Regions from separate parts of the Mus musculus genome. Here all the other regions are linked to region 2. Evidence: chromatin loops called from intact Hi-C (ENCODE). Cell type or tissue: left cerebral cortex. All regions are shown on one strand. Links, peaks and the distances in the headings refer to the core of each region. The heading gives the core; the rest is flanking DNA.

Region 1 (5,000 bases), core at 1-5,000, 1.1 Mb before region 2:
AGTTTACAGGGCACACTGGACCACTGAAACCAAGTCCTTCAATGGAGGAATGGATTCAGAAAATTGCTACGCACACTCCAGTGAAGTTTGCTTGGCAGGCCGAGAGGCCTGGAAGCACTCATGAGGCAAAGAGTTTCACAGAAACTCACCTCCTGGAGCTTTGGCGTTCTCATTAACCCGTATACTCATACCCTATCCCCGTGTTAGTCTGGTGTATAGATCCACGTGCTCTCTTTTAGTATTATTTTATTATAAGTGCTTTTAAAGATTGAATTCTGACATAGTTAAGCCTTTGCCAGTGTTCCAATGTCCTAGAAAATGCTTGAAGCTGAGCTTGGAATCCGGTATGAATGCAGTAAGGAAGTTACCTATTCAGTAACTAATTAAGCATTACAAAAGACAGAACCAGCAGCTCAGAGCTGGTCTGCAGAGTATTTACTAAGGACAGTAGCAAATCTCACCCAAACAAGGGAATGCCATGAAAGAGCCAGGGAATCCCACTGAGATAGAAATCTTTAGTACTGGCTACATTGCATATTAGAAGCAAGTTGGTGAATTCTGACAAATGGAGATTCTCCACAGATACTTAAAAGTTACACTCACACAAGAAATTATCAGGGCCCAGGATAGGGGGGTTGTGGTATTGCAGTATTCATGAGGAGGTCTGCTAAAGTAGAACCCCTGGAGGTGGGCTTAACAATAGACTAGCTTTACACCTGGCTCCCTTCTCAGTGGCAGTGACCTGGTCCCTGCCTTCTTTTGATGTATACATTCATTTTGTATTATGTCACTGTAACTTGGTGGATTGTATCTCGTCTGGTTTCTTGCTATTCTTCTGTATAAAAAGTTTGATGCTTGACTTGACAAATTACATTCAGATTCTACACAATCTCCTGTGTTGATCTGTCTGTCATTCGCCAACTCCTTGCCCATCTGCACCCAGAGGGTCTGCGGCAGAAAATGTGGCACATTTACACAGTAGAGTACTACTCAGCTATTAAAAACAATGACTTCATGAAACTCTTAGGCAAATGGATAGAACTAGAAAATATCCTGAGTGAGGTAACCCAGTCACAAAAGGACACACATGGTATGCACCCACTGATAAGTGGATATTAGCCCAAAAGCTTGAAATACCCAAAATACAATTCACAGACCACATGCAGCTCAAGAAGAAGGAAGACCAAAGTGTTGATGCTTCGCTCCTCCTTAGAAGGGGGAACAAAATACTCACAGGAGGAAATATGGAGACAATGTGTGAAGGAAAAGCCATCCAGAGACTGCCCCACCTGGGAATCCATCCCACATACAGTTACCAAACCCAGACACTATTGTGGATGCCAAGAAGTGCTTGCTGACAGGAGCTTGATATAGCTGTCTCCTGAGAGGCTCTGCCAGAGCCTGACAAATACAGAGGTGAATGCTCAGAGCCAACCATTGGACTGAGCACCGGGTCTCCAATGGAGGAGTTAGAGAAGGGACCGAAAGAGCTGAAGAGGTTTGCAACCCCATAGGAAGAACAACAGTATCAATCAACTAGATCTCCCCAGAGCTCCCAGAGACTAAACCACCAACCAAAGAGTACACATGGAGGGACCCATGGCTCTAGCTGCATATGTAGCAGAGGATGGCCTTGTCAGGTATCAATAAGAGAAGAGGCCCTTGGTCCTGTGAAGTCTCAATGGCCCTGTGTAGGGGAATGCCAGGGCAGGGAGGCAGGCAGGAGTGGGTGGGTGGGTGGGGAACACCCTCATAGAAGCAGGGGGAGGTGGGGGCAGGGGTTTTTCTAGGGCAGAGAACTGGGAAAGGGGATAACATTTGAAATGTAAATAAAGAAAATATCCAATAAAAAGGAGAAGAAAAAAAGAAAAGAAAAGAAAAGAGCATTTTGAAGGCAGTATGCAGTTTGAAACAATTCCACAAGGGGGCAGGCGTCGGCAACAGATGCACATAGGTGCTGGGCAACTCCGTAAGGAACAAGGCTCCTTAGACTCAGACTCTGTGCAGACATAGGATGACAAGCCACCTGCCAGTGCTGGAGACCACTGCTGTGCATGCTGCCGCCTTCTTGTTCATGTACCTCCCCCTCCCTCATCCTTCATGTTTACTTCTTTCACCGAAATGAAAATTGGTTGACTACAGAGCAGACACTTCCTAAACCTCTCAAGGTAGGTGCTTCTAAATGAGCTGTTCACAGCCTGTGGGTGGCAGCCCATTCGGGGTTGCACATTAGGTATCCTGCACAACAGATATTTACACTATGATTCATAACAACAGAAAAATTACAATTGTGAAGTAGCAACGAAAATAATTTTATGGCTGGGGTCACCACAACAGGAGGATTTGTATTCAAGGGTCACAGCCACTGCTCTAAGCCATCGCTCGAGCAGGCCCTTAAAGTCCCTGAAAGAGAAACACAACACAGCACAGACAACGGGAGTAGCCTCCATGTTAGCACATATCTTAGCCCCAGGGAAAGACCTGGTCCCCTACTATTTGTATCAGCACCCCTGGTATAGGTTCTGTCACTCTCCATACTTAGAAAATGGTAAGTGACCCTAGCTTAGGCCCACTTAACATTTATTGAGTACTTACTATGTGTCAAGCTTGTGTCCACCCTGAGATTCTCGAGAAAAAAAAATTCAGTTCCACAATTTTGAACCAAATTTAAAGCAAGCTTTAATTAAATGCTGGCCAGGTAGAGGACTCTGGCCAGGTCTACTCCTGGGTTCCCAGGGAATGGCCACAAGTTACATTTTTCAAGGACTTAAAAAGGCAAAACCCACAATTCATTGCATTTCCCATTAGTTCCAAACCAGGGGCTAACATATATCCTGACATATTTTCCTGCCTATGTGACTTCTGCCTACATCCAATCAAATACATCTGGTATAAAAAAAATTAAGTAAACTTGTTCAGGGGAGTCAAAATGCATGGCTTGTTAATTCCCAAGAACTACAGCTTCCAGTATTCCAGAAAGTTATCTTGACCTTGCATAAGTGGGGCCTACAGGTAAACTCCGACTCTTACACTTGGTACTGGGAAATCTAGCAGAAATCTCTCCTCTACCTTCTCCTCTCTTCCCCTCCCCCTCCCCATCTTCCCCTCTATCTCCTATTTTATCATATGTGTAAGGACGCTTTGTGAAGTAATATCATACACTTAGATTCCAGGAATCAGGCCCCTTACATATTGGGGGCCTTATTTTATCTTACAGTAGACATGGATGAATATACAGGGACACCTCCAAGTAAAGGTTAGCAAATACTGCCTTATGTCACAGCTGCCTCCTTAAAGGCCTTTTTGGGACTCTGCACTCTTTTGGGACCTTTGTGGATAAGGTTTAGGCAGAGGAAGACTTCAGTATCTGAAAGTGAAATCACTTACTAGTAAGTGTAGGCCATGTCATGAGATCCCCTTTCGGGGAACTGGTGACCTGGAGTTAAACCTGGAAGTTAAGGGTGCAAAGAGCTGATCTGTCCACACGAAGGTTTGAGAAGACTTAGAGTAATGGCTGCACTCAGCTTTGCTGAGGTGGATCAAGGCTGTGCACACTTGGCATGCTCATGATTTATCCGGAGGGTTTCATTTTTGCCATGCAACTTTTCTGTTATTTGGAAATTTGTGTGTGTGTGTTCACGCACAGGCACATCATATGTGCTTCAAAGAAATGACGGACTCCTGCTGGCTAAAATTTTTCTTCCTGCTCCCCTCCTCTCCCCGGTTAAGGGAAGGCTGATTTCTCTATCTGTATCTTGAGTGACAGAGAGGAGCACCCATGGTGATAAGTGACACAGACACAGGCAAGCTGGAGAGCAAACCTGAGCCAAACATCGGGGGAGCCTGGGTCTTCCTCTCACTTTAACCCAGGAGTCCTTACCGTGACCCTTGGATCCACAAACACTATACATTGGCCTTGAAAGAGCCAGCTAGAATTCCAGTCAACTCTGCGTGGCTCCAAGGGAGTTCTGGAATTTGCAACACGTATGCTGGTGCCTGCTTCGGATCTGCTAATCTCAAGTCTTGCCAGGACTTCAGCATTGTATCAAGTTGATCCTTCAGGGTCAAGCTGGATAATTGTTCCCTGATGGTGGTTTGGTGTGGAGAATAGCTCTTGATGGGGTATCAAAGATCAACAAAACCAGACACTGAAGTGTTAAGGATGGATTCAGTCAGCAACAGGCTAGCATAATGGGTGAAAAACGGAACTTCATGCAGAGCTGGCTAGATATTTTCAAGGAAGGATGAAGGGGGAGGGGAATAGAGGGGGAGGGGCAGGAGAGTCTGGACAGTGACAGTTTATGAAGTGTGGGATGGAGGACTTGGTCTCTGTGCAACCTATCTAGGTTTGCTAACTGACACTTAATGAGGTCAGGCCCCTCCCTTTCACAGAGCGTGGGAGATGAGCCCTATCTTCAGAGACTCTTCCAAAAGGCAGCACACTCTTTTGGAAGCTTCTAGTTTCCTCTGGCAGGCACTGTAAGATGGCCGAGGGTGATATAGCCTTGAACTGTTAGGAACTATGGAAGTGAATTTTTTTTTTTCTCAAGTCTTTTTGTGCCAAGCTTGATAAACAGTCTGGAAAGAGTTCAGAACTTGGTTAAAATGTAGTTAGGGAGAGAATCTTGGTCAAGAGTATCTTCTATGCCATGACCAAGAGTGTTCCTTAGTATACCATTATGTCATGGTGGTACCAGGAGGCTTTGACATTAAGGTATCACTGCCAAGAAAAATACCCAAATCTATCTATCTATCTATCTATCTATCTATCTATCTATCTATCTATCTATCTATCTATCTATCCGTCCATCCATCTATCATCATCTGTCATCTTCTATCATCTCTTTTTCTATCAATGTATTTACCATATACCTGTCATCTATCATCTATCTCTAATATCTAATCCATATCATCTATGAGTTGATCTATATCTATTGTCTATGCCTCAAATCTGCACCATTTGTTATCTTTTTATCATTATTTATCAGGTATGCATGTAT
Region 2 (8,192 bases), core at 1,484-6,483:
CTTTTCAGCACATATCTGGTCTTAGGGCTGGGATGCTATACACACTGTTTGGGGGGCTGGCTTTAGGGGGGTGTTTTGGTTTGGTTTTTGTTTGTTCAGTAGTTTAACCCACCACCCCCACATTCCTGCATCTCTCCCTTAGTGCAACATCCCCAAGCTAATTCTTGAAACTGTGACTCCACCCTGGTTTAGACTGTCTCTAGGGCCGGCCATGATATTCCCTCTCGCCTGCACAACATTTATGTGCATTGTTCTTTCTTTGTGTCATACTTCTCTCTGAAAATGCTTTCTTCGTGCTGACCTGTTAATACTCAACAGAAGAATTTCTTCTTGGAAGAAAGTGCCGTCCACCCTTCAGGATAACTGCAGACTCTCCTTCTATGTGCACACCCACAGACCTGTTTCCTGTGTCACCTCATACCCTCTCAATGTTTTGATTTGTTTCCATGTCTTTCTTCAATACTAAACTGTAATCTTAAGATAAATGGGAATTATCTCTCCCTTATACCATTTGGTCCTTACAACCTATTCTTATACATAGCAGATGCAGATAAACTCTGAGGAAAAAGCAGAGCACTCCCAGTACAGTAGAAACCATCTAAGGCACAGCCGGGCCACTTCACACTGAGGCATAATGGCATTTTATAAAAAGCTGCTGTAGTCCCAAGAAATGGGTTCTCCAGTTATAAATATTTTTTTAAGATCACATGCAATTGTGCCTCTATTTTATGGTATAAAACTCTCAAAATGAGGAAATGTCTGTGAGATCCATGTTTAAGGCCCTTTCATTCCCTTGCCATTATTTCTCTGCGTGGTGACCTTTAAATTTAGCCTGAGTATAAGTGAGGTTGTCAGAACATCGGGTTACATTATGCAGTTCAACTATTTGTGCCTTGTAAAGACAACGTATATTCCAACAAGGAGCGCACAGTGGAGGAGGTGCCCTGGCGATATTCTGGAATTATCAGAGCCAGAATGCATCCAGAAGTCAGTCAGTGCTTAGGACGACTCCGCCTTCTTGAAAAGCTGCTTGCTGAAAACAGGTTTTCATTTATTCTCCCAGAAGATAAGATAACCTGTGGCTGCTGTGTGGCCTTGCTTCCCTGGCATCTTGGAGAGAAACGTGTTTGAAGGCTACAGGAGGGGGTTGGAGAGGGCGGGGCAGGGGGCGGGGCGGGACAGGGCGGGGCGGGACAGGGCGGGGCGAGTAGACTGTGTTGTCTGCCTGCAGGGCTGGTTTTTCCGTGGGGGCACTGAGGAGGCTTTGAATAGTAAACTGAACCTAAGGCTCCAAGGCTTCCCAAACTGGTGCTAGTACTAAAGGACCTTTTGTAGGCATGAAGAATCTCCCAACTCCTTTCTTAGCTGTTTGATTAGCTGCCCTCACCTTCTCACTGATAAATAGCTCAGACATGACGCCTGGGTCCTGTAGCCAATTTCTTGGAGGCAGTTTCAGAGGCTGAGCAGGATGGGCAAGAAGCACAGGGAGGAGGGGAGGGAGACCCAACCTTTGTGCCTCGACAAAGACTTTATGTTGTGCTGGAGTTCCAAGGCACGTGCTATTAGCTGATATCTAAGGGGAAAAAAAAGAGGAAGAAGAGAAAGAAATGGTTCAAGCACGTGGAAACTAGATTGGTCCTTGGAAACTGCAACAAGGCACTAGATAGAGATGCCCTCCTAGAATGAGCCAGCTCAAGGTCAAATGACAGCCGTGATAATGACCTGCACACTTTTACAAATCCTGAAGTACATGCATGGCAGGAAGGTCATCAGATAATGAGAGATGTGCATGCTGTTGGGCCTGTGACTAAGTTCCAGACACTACTCGGTGGAGTCACCTGCAACTGCCATTTTTCCCAAAATGCTTCTATCTGAGATTAACTCTCTTGATTCAATACACACACACACACACACACACACACACACACACACACACACACGCCTGCATACCTATAGCTATACCTATAAGTATAGGTATATACCTATAAATATAGGTATATATATAGGTATAGGTATAGAGATTTCTATTCTGTCCTGACACTCTGGTCCAGCATGCCTCGGCGACCTGCCTCCTTACCTTAGACAGTGGTTCCACTTCCTTCAAAGAGGTGATGGTTAACCTTGATCTTCAATGTGATTTTATTGAGTAGCACAGTTGAAAACATCTCTGCTGTTGATAAGGAGGAGTGGAGTGGGATAAGAACATTTCCAAAGATGATTAGCCAAGGAAGGAGTGTCAGCCCTGAATGTTGATAGCACCATCCACTGGGCTGAAGGCCTAAATAGAATGAAAGAACAAGAAGGGCTGGGGCTCAGCGATAAAATGCCTGCCTGTGGTGTGTGAGATCTTGGGTTTGATCACCAGCACAGACAAAAAGGATAAGGTAGAAGAAGCCCACTAGCACCTTTCTGTTTTATCTCTCTCTCTCTGTCTCTCCCTCTACCACCCACCAATTTCCTCTCCCCTTTCTGACTACCATGAGCTGAACAGCTCTGCTTCTCCATAGTCTTCTACCATGATTCTCTTTCCCACCACAGCCCAAATCCAATGGAGCCAGATCACCATGGAGTGAGCTCTCTGAAACTTTGAGACAAAAATCTTTTCTCCTTTTAAATTGTTCTCTTGAGTATTGGTCACAGCAGATTGGTCACATCAATACAATAATGATGATGATCATAATATTTTTAAAAGAGAAAGCAAGAATCTAACAAGCTATGGCTCTAAGGAGAGACAAATGAAGAAATGTAACAGTGTCTGGCACATAGTATCCTAAAGAACAACCCACAAAGATTGTCTAAGTGCTATTCCAGGTTTCCTTCATCCTAGGAACTTCTTATGAACGAGCATTTGGATCTTTCTAGGGCTGGCAATAAAATTCTAAAGTAACACTCTGGTATTCTCCTCGGATAATTGTATCTTCTCTGACAAGGATTGTCAGCCAAAGGTACCCATTTTCCCTGGCTCTATGGACCCAAGGTGGGTCTGTAAGACTCTCCATCATTCCCCCAGCCACGTTATGCTTTCTGCTAGTACTGAAGCTATGCTGTGCTCATGCAATTGTTTTCTCAACAAAGACAATGGACAATGAATTTGTTGAAATCAGGAAAGTGATTTATCAGATCGTTATTGGTTACATTAAAAATTAACCTTTGTTGCTGCAACCGAAGACTCAACATATACATTATTAGAAGAAGATACTGTTACCAAATAATTAGCCTTGCCAGCATTTACTGACTCTGCATTGGCTGTGTGGTAACGTTTAGTATGTCTCTACAGTGGTGGGTGTCTTGACCCCATTTTGCAGATAAAACCCTAGTCACCTGCCATTGCACTTGTGACTTGCTTTGTAGCCTTCAACGTTTCTCTGAGTCTGTCTGTGTCTCTCTGTCCTGGTGTGTTGTGGGGTTGCTTATACCACTGACACACAGGAGACTTCAGGAAATCAAAAGGGATGCAGAAGAAAGCAGAGCACCTTAGGTGCCAAATGCCCTTTAAACCATATCTGACTTCCTGTGATCAAAATTGGCGTTTTCAATCATCGGTTTTTGATGGCTCCTTTAAACCATCTGCTGTTCTTCATGCGTGACAACATTAGATAGTGCAGGTTTCTGTGAAAAGTTCAGTGACTACAGACTTCCGGGTAACAAGTTGTTTGTTTGTTTGCTTGCTTGTTTGTTTGTTTGTTTGTTTGTTTTACCCTGCAAGAAACACAGTCCTTATATGGATATTCCCACTCCTTCGTTCCTGTGTTCTGTGATCGTGGCTTGTATTCTTGGCTTTCCTGACCAGTCTTAGACCCTTCTCCTCTCCTTCTCTTTATATCCCCCTATATTTTCCCACCTGGAAGTCCACAAGGACTAGCAAATGCCAGCAGTGACTCTACACAGTTTTATGAGTGCTTTTAGTAAATTAGGAATTAGAGCTGGCTTCCTGTGTTAGAACGGGGATTAGAAGGAAGGTTTTTCCAACGTCTCCTGAGGATTATACGAAAAGTAAGCAGGAATCATGAAGATTGGGAATGTTATTTCCAAATGCCAACATTTTTAATAGACAAACATTGCCTGCGATCCGGCTGCAGTATATTAGCAAAGAATAAAGAAAGCCATGAAAAGGTAAACACTGGTGGGCTCCTGGAATGGGTGAATATTCTTACTGGCTCACAGCGCCATCTTGTGGCCTGTTCTTAAACAGAGCCCGTTTTCATCGTAAATCAAGCCGACCTTCTGATCCTGGGCAGGTGAGCCCCCTTGGCAAAGTACAGGAGCTCCTGGCGTCCTGATCTTCCCTAAGCATGGCTGCCAGTCACCCCACTTGTTGGATAATTTTCTTCTCTTTGCTTTAAAACATTTATGATGTTTTCTTTCTTTCTTCTTAACTGGTTCTTTCTAGCTCCCATCACCAAATCTGCTTTATGTAACTCCTGAGGTGTGCTCCTTGCTTTATCATCCCATGCTTCCTGTTTCTTCTCCTCTCTACAGATTTTTATATTCCAGACTCTTCCACTTTCTTTGAGCATTGCACACCGGTGACGCATATGCAGACACTCAGGCATACATACATACACACACACACACACACACACACACACACACACATTAAAAAAAAAAAAAAAAACTGGCCATAATGGCACACACCTTTAATCACAACACCCAGGAAGCAGAAGTAGAAAGATCTCTGTGGGTATTGGACAAGCCTGGTTTATATGGCAAGTTCCTGGCTAGCAGGGCTATACCTTGAGATATTGTCTTTATATATATATATGTTATATTAAATGATTGGGCTGTTCTTGTTTTTCAGGTCTCTTCCTTGAATCTTTTGATTGAGTCTATTTTCTTACCTTTTGCTTGCTGGTTCACAGCAGTTTGTTGTGTATTATTAACATGCTGCTCACTGCGTTTTGAATTCCATTTTTAAAAGTCTATTGTTTTCGCTAACGCCTACTTTTATGATTCACAGTATGGTTTCTGATAATGAAAACAATCCTCCCTTTGCTTGTGGTCTGAGATAGCGTTCTTGCTCCACTTTTTGAATCGTATAAGCTCTTTCCCCAGTATCCACTTCTCAAGATCTGTCTGTACCCACTAGTGAGTCTTGCCGCTTCTGTCAGATATTGAGCCCCTTAGTGTACGTGAATTCTCTCTCATAACTCAAAACTTTGTTGCTATAGGTGAACAGTGCTGTGACAGCCTGGACTGAGTGTTCAGGGCTCCATAGAGACCCTTCGTATCTACTCAAGAATCCCCCTTATGTGCTGCTCTCTTTAAAAGTTAATTTAACTATCCATGGACTTTTAACATTAGCCACTAATTGGAAAATGTGTGTTAACTAGCAACAAATCATCTTGAACTTTTTTGAATCTGAATTAACTTACAAGTTTTATTAAGTTGAAGCCATTATAGTTTTTGCATTCGCCTCATGATAGCAATATCATATTCACATTTTCAAGTCTTTGTCTATTTCCTTCCTAAAGCTTTAGGGTGCTCTCTGTAAAGCTCTAATGTAGATAAGGGATACAGCTTAACACGTGTGAGGACCCAGGCTCCATCCTCAGGACCAGGTACAGAAGTTCTTACATGCCCTCTGTTTAAGTAGATCTTAAATATGACTTACTGTGACTAGGATGTTCTCCATCTTCCATTTTATGGTCAAGTTTATTATGACTGATATAAAGAAACACTTCAGATTGTATACAGCTTGTTAATATTGCTAAAGCTGGCGAGTAAGATTTTGTACAATTATTAAAACGTTTCATTAATTTCACTTTTTCTTTCCTTTTCAATCATAAAATTTAAACCTTTGTTTGTGGTTTCTTTTTAAAAGACAACCTCACTAGGTAGCCCAGGCTGGCCCTAGACTCAGTCATATAAGTGCTCAGGTTAGGACTATGCCACCACCAGGTATACAGCCTATTCCTTCTCTTAGAGAAGTACCAAGACTCCATATGACAGCAGCCCACATTGTCCAGTACAACCTCATCTTTATTAATTACATCTGCACTGTCCTGGTATCCAGCGAAAATCAAATTCAGAGAGATTAGAGTTAGCATTTGAAAACAAGGAACTGCTCATCTTCACCTCTGCCTCCACTCCTTCAAATCCAATTCTCCTGTCTCATCTATAGCTTGGCTGCAGACAGCCTGCTGCAGCCTCCCTCTCCCCTGCTCTTCTACCCTGTCTCCAGTATATCACACACACCTTCCCCTCCAAACTGCCTCACACCTAATGCTTTATCCCAACCCCCAACTCTAGCAGGTATTCCTTGGGAACCTGCAGGCCACTCAAGCCAGAGAAGCAGGCAGACTAACTACAGATCTTCACCAATCTCTCCCACCCCCTCTCTCTCTTCCTCTTCCTCCTCTCTTTCATTCCCAGCTCTCCAGTTTCACTCCATCTCTACAGCAAGCCTCCTGCTGCATCCTCCCTTCTACTCCACCCCGATATCCAATAGATCATGAAAATCTTCTCCACTAACTTTTTTCTCCACTGGTCCTGCTATCTCGGCCCCCAACACCAGCAGGCGTTGTCTGGGATCCTGCCTGCCAAGTCTAACAGAGAAGCAAGAAAGTCATCAAATCAGGTGGGCAGGCTTAAGTTCTTCACTCTCCCTCCTCCCCTCCACATCCAATGCCCAGTCTCATCCCCAGCACCCGATGTGGCATCTCCTTACTCTTTGCCCGGGTTCCCATGGAACCAAACAGAATCTGGTAGAACTTCCTGCTTTCTTCCCTCCTGTGGACCCCCTAAGGCACAACCCCAGCCTGTTCCCTTCTATAAGGGTCCACTAAAAACACATTTTACCCAGAACTCCAAGTGACAACACCTCCTCTGAAGATTTCCTACCAGGCAATAAATACACACACACCACACTCGCCTAGGAACCAGATAGGACAACAGAAACCAAAGATCAAAACAACAAAACAAAAAAAGATATCAGCTCTTAGAATTACAATATTCCCAAATCCAGATATCCTAGATGCCAGAGTAAAAACATAATTGATAAGAGCCAGGACAATGTTTCCAATAAAGCCCAGCAGCCATGAGTATTGCAACATAGCTGAAGCACAAGACGAAGAATTTTACAGAGCCTGTATGGGCATGATAGAGGTTCTTAAAAAGAAAATAGATAAATTCCTTAAAGAAATCTATGAAAACACAAACAATGGAAGACAATAAAACCATTCAAGAAAAGGGAAAATGATCAATTAAAAAAAAAACTCAAGCTGAGTAAATTTATAACTGAAATTTTAGCCACTTAACCAGGTTTATTGCCTCAGAGCCAAACTTCACCAAGATAATAAAAAAGACAAAAGACAGAATCTTAGAAATTGAAGATACAATAGAAGAAAAGGATAACTCAGTCAAAGAAAATGTTAAATCTAAAAAAAAAAAAATCTGTAAGAAAACATCGAGGAAATCTGGGACACTGTGAAAAGATCAAATCTAAGAATAATAGGAACAGAGGAAGAAGGAGGCAGAAACCCAGGTCAAAGGAACAGAAAATATTTTGAACAAAAATTATAGAAGAAAATGTTCCTAACCTAAAGACAGAGATACCTATCAAGGTATAAGAAGAATATACTGGAATAGAAAAAAAAAAAGTCCCTTAAACATACAAAACAAAGAAAGAATATTAAAAGCTTCAAAGGAAAAAGACCAAGTATCATATAAAGGCATGCAAATTAGAGTAACATCTGACTTCTCAGTAGAGACTGGAAAAGCCAGAAGGGTCTGGACAGAAGTTCTACAGATTCTAAGAATACTCAACAAAATTTTCAGTTACTATAAGTGGAGAGAATATGACATTCCATGATAAAAACAAATTTAAGAACTCTTTACATACAAACCCAGTCCTACAGAAGGCAGTAGAAGGAAAACTTGAGCCTAAAGAGATTAATCAGACCCAAGAAAACACAAAGAATAAATAATTACAGGCTAGAAAATCAAAAAAAGGGAAATAAATACAGATACACACACATGCGTGCACACACACACACACCACAAAAACAAAATAACAGAAATCAACAAACACTGTTCATTGAAATCTCTCAATATCTAAGTTGGAGAACTGACAGAGACTAATAGAGAAGATACAAAAGCAGAATCAGTTCTTGTTCTGTGTCCAAGAAACACACCTTAACCTCAAGGATTGACATCACCTCAGGGTAAAAGGGTAGGAAAAATATTCCAAGTAA
Region 3 (5,000 bases), core at 1-5,000, 350 kb before region 2:
TATAGCTGCTTCTACAGTGATGAACCTATATTATGCCTCTTCTCTCTGAGCCTTACTATTTTCAATGAATACTATATTTGCGTAGCACCAGAATAATGATATTTATAAGTGACATGCAGGCACTTCCCGGTACTTAAAGATAATCAACAAATCGTAACTGTAATGATTATTTTGTACAGAACACATCCAGAAGCTGACTCGGCTTTGGCTTGTTCACAGCAACTTACCTAGTTAATTCTAGAAGTGGAATTCACACCTCCATATATACATCTTGTTACTGTTGTTCTGAAACACAAGTTTCTGGTCGTCAGTGACTTGGGATGAAGTGTTCTCTGGTCTTTTTTTTCATTGGAAATAATCTAGAAGAAAAGTGGCTGATGTGTGATTGTGTTTTGTTCTTTGACCCACTTTTGAAATAGTTCTTAGTCAAGTGCATTAGAATCACTAATAGCTTTGTGCTCCGTGATGTGCAAACCATGAGAGGCAACCTATCTGATTTAGTTTTAGTTTTCAGTAGCAGCCTATCAGATTGTTACATACTCCAGACTCAAAATAGCACATGATATTGCTTCGGTTTTCCTGACTTAGGAGCTCAGGACAGGCTAGCTGGATAATCTGGGTGTTCTGGATACAACCAAGCTGAACATTGTGTTAGTTGAGGTGTAGGTCTAACTAAAGCTAGCAGTATTCAGTTACTTGCAATGGCTAAGGAGGAAAGTCCTTGTTTAATAATTTTTTTAATTTAGTCTTTGAAATTTTCATACATGGATACAATGTTCTTTGATCATATCTATCTCCCATTCCCCCTGTTAGGAGACAGTTTGCTGAGTCTAGCCATCTCAGAAACAAGTTCCATCTTGCTGGCAGAGCCAAACTGAATCCATGTTCCCAGGCCCCAGAATCAGCTCCTATACTGCTTCTTCTGGTGTTTCGAGGTTGTCTGTTAACTAATAAGGAATGTCAAAAGGGAAGTTGCAGATTATCTAAACTAAGGCACACACGTAAATCTACTGCCCGACATGACGTAATTGAGTGTGTGCAGCTTTTGCTACTCCTTTGTTCCCTTATCACTCTAAATTCTGGACCAGAGTCCAAAAGGGGACCTGATTACGGCAAAAGCTGACTGACCCTAAAACTAGATGACCTGCATAAGGCTCAGCCACCTACATTAACTTCCTCGCTTAACCCTTTGTGTCAAAATATGATTGGTCAATGCAACAACCCAGCCTACTCCCTCTTGCTTTGTGTTCCCATCCTGTAAAAGTATTGTACAATCTCCTGATGTTGACAAGTTTCAGACACTGAACTGGCCACCTCTCTGAGCACAGAAAATACAGCTTTCACTTTAAGCTTCTGTCTCTGAAGTGAGTTTTCTCAGCATCCACCCCAAATCCCACATTCCTGGGATCTCTCTAATACATCTCTCACCTAACTTCTATCCTCAGTTTTTGTTTTTTTAAACCCACCGAGTCCAATTAATGTTGTTCATAAGTGCTGGGTTTGGGGCAATGGTCATGATGTCCCCTAATGGTCATGGATAAACAACTAGTTCTTACCCCCTGTCCAGTGTAAAACGCTCCCTGTAGCCACCAGCTGCCAATAACTCCTCAGGTAGGGGTGGAGCTTCACAACCCCTTCCCTCTTTCATGGTGAAATTTTGAGCTGGCTCGATCTTGTTGTGGATGTAATGAGAGCTGCAGGTATGTGTGAGGACAACAGCCATGCCGTGTGCAGCACAGAATTTCTTCCCCGAGGTTACACCTAGGGGACTATTTAAAGCCCTGGAAGCTTTTTTGTGCCCCGCTGTGTGCAGCACAGAATTTCTTCCCCGAGGTTACACCTAGGGGACTATTTAAAGCCCTGGAAGCTTCTTTATGCCCCCTCTACTTTGTGTCCTCTACACAACATAGATGTTTGCTCTTTCAAAGCCAGCAGGGGAGTTGGTATCTTTCAATTCTATGACTTTAGGTGTCACCAGCCATTTGATTAGAAACTTCCATTACATCAGCAATGTCCATCCTCCACAGGATGTAACTTAGGCATAATGTGGTCTGCCACCATCATAGTTGCAAAATGCTTCTGTTGTCAAGAAGGAATTGTGGGAATGCGTACCTTGTCAGAAGAATATTGAGGACTCCCTTAGGCACGTGTGCGGCACATGTGTAACCATATTATAACACACAAAATACTAAGAAGCCTCACAAGACATTGTGAATCCCAAGCAGACAAGCTGCTCAAAAGGTTAAAGAGATGGAAGAGGGATAGGACTTGAATAAACAGTAGCAAGAGCAATGAGGAAGGACAATGCAGGGCATTCCAAGGAAGACATACACAATACTTAGGGGAAATGATTATTGGGTTTGCATTGTTGGAACTTACCTTTAAGAAATTACTCTGGATTTCAATTGTTTGGAGGTGTGTGTGTGTGTGTGTGTGTGTGTGTGTGTGTGTGTGTGTGTGTGTGTGTTTTGTCTGTAGGTTGTATCTTGTGCATGCAGTACTTGCAAAGGCCAGAAGAGGGAACTAGATCCTCTGGAACTGCAGTTATAGAAAGGTTTTGAATCACCATGTGTATGCTGGAAACTGAACCTGTGTCTTCTGCAAGAGCAACAAGTACTTTTAACCTCTGAGTTCTCTCTCCAGCCCTGTTCTGAGGTCTTCAATAAACGGGCATACTTTGAGCCTGTAGAGTCTTTAACATGCATGCTGAGAGCACTTTAATGCATTCTCATGTGCTGAGTAACTGGGAGATGAGCCTGCTCTGGCCATAAATCTTTTATGTAAAATGTTAAATCCATCCGTTGTCGTCATCCTGAAAACTTTGAAAAGGTCTATTTTTTTTTTCTTCTCTATACCCTTTGTCAGAGATTTTCAAATCTAACAACAGAAGGACCTTGTAAACTGCCTTCTTCTGAGGGGCTTGCCACTGTTTAGGTAGTAGATGAGAGAAGCCTGGGGAAAATGGGTTCAGTGCTGTCTCCTACATGTAAAATCGACTGCGATCTCCAGGTATTGGATTAAAAAATAGTCTAATCATTCACTCATGTGTTCTAGACTATTCAGATTTTAAAATCTTGAAAGATAATGAGATAATACAAGCATAGTAATTATTAGTTACTAAGGGGTACCCCCCCCAAAGAATCACTCCAAATCAGCTCCTTTCAACATCCATTGCCCACCCAGGCAACCATCTCCTTGCCCACTTTGTGTCCCAGAACTGAGTCAAGAATTGTCTACCTGGACATGCTCAAGCTGTACCTGCCTCTGAAGGTGAATGGGTTTTTGTTTCAAGTGCTATCAGCAAAATTCATGGAATAACACATGTGCAGAGTAGGGAGGGCTTTCCCCTAGTCTCTCCAGGAGATAGCTGAGGATGGTGGGGAAGACCTAAAGATAAGCACACCAGGAGGATGCACAAGGTTGGGAAACTATCTAGAAAGGTAAATGTGCCTTAAAGATGAGACAAGGCAAAGGGGGTGATCACTTGTGTGTAGGCCAAGAGGGTAGAAGGGCTTGGATCTGGGATGGGCAAATCTTTGTCCTTTCTAGGCTTCAACCTTCATGGCTCATCTAGTTCCCTGAACTAGAGCCCACCCTTGACGATAGCTCGCATGACCTGCATCTGTGTCTCATGTATCTTGCATTGTTCCTGGCTGCATGTTTACCTGCTACATAGGTTGGGAGATGTCTGTGATTTTTGCATTTTGATCACCAATAGCTAGCATTTAGCTTGTACGGTTGCATCTATTAAGTGATATATAGCGAGTTGGAAATCGGAGAAGTAACAAACTCACATAGTCTGTGTTACAGTAGGTTATCTTTATGACAGTCACACACACACACACACACACACACACACACACACACACACACACCAGGCCAGATAACAACTTGCTCAGTTCAGTTCTCTCCTTTTACCATGTGAGTCTCAAGAATCAAACTCAGGTCTTTAGGCTTGAAGACAGGCACCTGTACCCACCAAGCCCTCTCCCTGGTTAACCCTGAAAGGAAGGTCTTTCTAGAGTATAGTTTTCCCACATAAAATGATCTTTGAACAATAGGCAAGCTCCCTAGCTTACTATCTCTAGAGACTGCAAATCCTGTAATTCTGTGTATAAATATATGGACTACCAGCTAAGAGGCACCCGGCTAACTTGATTGTAACCACTTGTAATTACCAAATTACGTTCCTGATTGCTTCAGCTAGGTAAAGCTTGGCTTATGTCCACATGCTGCCTGACAGTTTTTCTGGGCCATTGAATTCTGGGTGGCACTGTACATTTTTCTCTCATTACTGAACATTATATTTATCATCAGAAGGATAAGGTTTTTTTTTTAATCATAAATAAAATACATGGGTTACATTAAGGAGACATTCTAAGTAATCATTAGGGCTGAAATTCTGTCAACCTGTCATTGAAAATATGTGTGTACAATGTAGTAAGGCATCAAGACAGACAGAGTAATTGTGTCACTTGATATAGAAGAAAATGTATATTCATATTCATGAATAAAATGTCATCCAAGAGACAGTCCTCCAACAGGAATGAGCAGCCAGCGTGGATATGTTCAAGAAGTCCACAAGTTATATTAGACAAGTGTCATATTAGCACGAGACAAAAAAAAAAAAAAAAAATTCAACCCGATGCAGAGTTCCTGAGTTAGTGTCTGGCATGCTGAGTTTAGCAGCAGGAAGAGCATGGGGTATTGAGGGACAATCAAAAGAACAGCTCACACCAGTGGAGGCCTGGTGGGATTGATCCATGGCAAAGAACAAAAGATTTGCAATGTAGCTAAGCAACTGTTACCAGAGAATGCACTGTGATAGACACCTAGAAAACCTCCAGGGCTTGCAAGTGGCACGTTCAGGGCAGTGTAAAGTCAGGAATATATCTAAACGCAATGAGATGAAAGCCGCATTTAACAGCTGGCTGTCGACCAGAAGACAAACGCTAGAAACCGTCAGGTAGAGAATCAAAACCGGCTGATCTCTTTAAAGT

The links. A loop is a pair of places that touch in the nucleus more often than their neighbours do. Peaks named below come from ENCODE experiments on the same cell type or tissue, not always from the same donor. Only the 100,000 strongest peaks of a DNase experiment are listed, where the experiment ranks them.
Region 1: it touches region 2 in a loop (3-fold over the local background); 17 of 42 quality-filtered maps call a loop at or near these places.
Region 3: a loop joins it to region 2, with 2.7 times the contacts of the local background. A loop is called at or near these places in 12 of 42 quality-filtered maps.

The regions. Positions count from the first base shown.
Region 1 is chr5:45,421,404-45,426,403 of GRCm38, reverse strand. D5Ertd615e (DNA segment, Chr 5, ERATO Doi 615, expressed) reads left to right here and starts at 2,004. Exons shown (of 6, transcript NR_131933.1): 1 at 2,004-2,168. In left cerebral cortex, for the core only: a CTCF peak has its summit at 1,914 (motif pointing right); a DNase peak (open chromatin) is centred at 1,931.
Region 2 is chr5:44,300,357-44,308,548 of GRCm38, reverse strand. Gm40296 (a long non-coding RNA gene) reads right to left here and starts at 2,252. Exons shown (of 4, transcript XR_868403.3): 1 at 2,078-2,252. In left cerebral cortex, for the core only: a CTCF peak has its summit at 4,165 (motif pointing left); a DNase peak (open chromatin) is centred at 4,156; H3K4me3 peaks cover 583 bases; H3K27ac peaks cover 664 bases.
Region 3 is chr5:44,654,414-44,659,413 of GRCm38, reverse strand. All of the region lies in intron 2 of Ldb2 (LIM domain binding 2), which reads left to right. Among named protein-coding and RNA genes, the nearest start is that of Ldb2, 140 kb to the left of the region's middle. In left cerebral cortex, for the core only: a CTCF peak has its summit at 2,533 (motif pointing right); no DNase peak of the experiment used is centred there.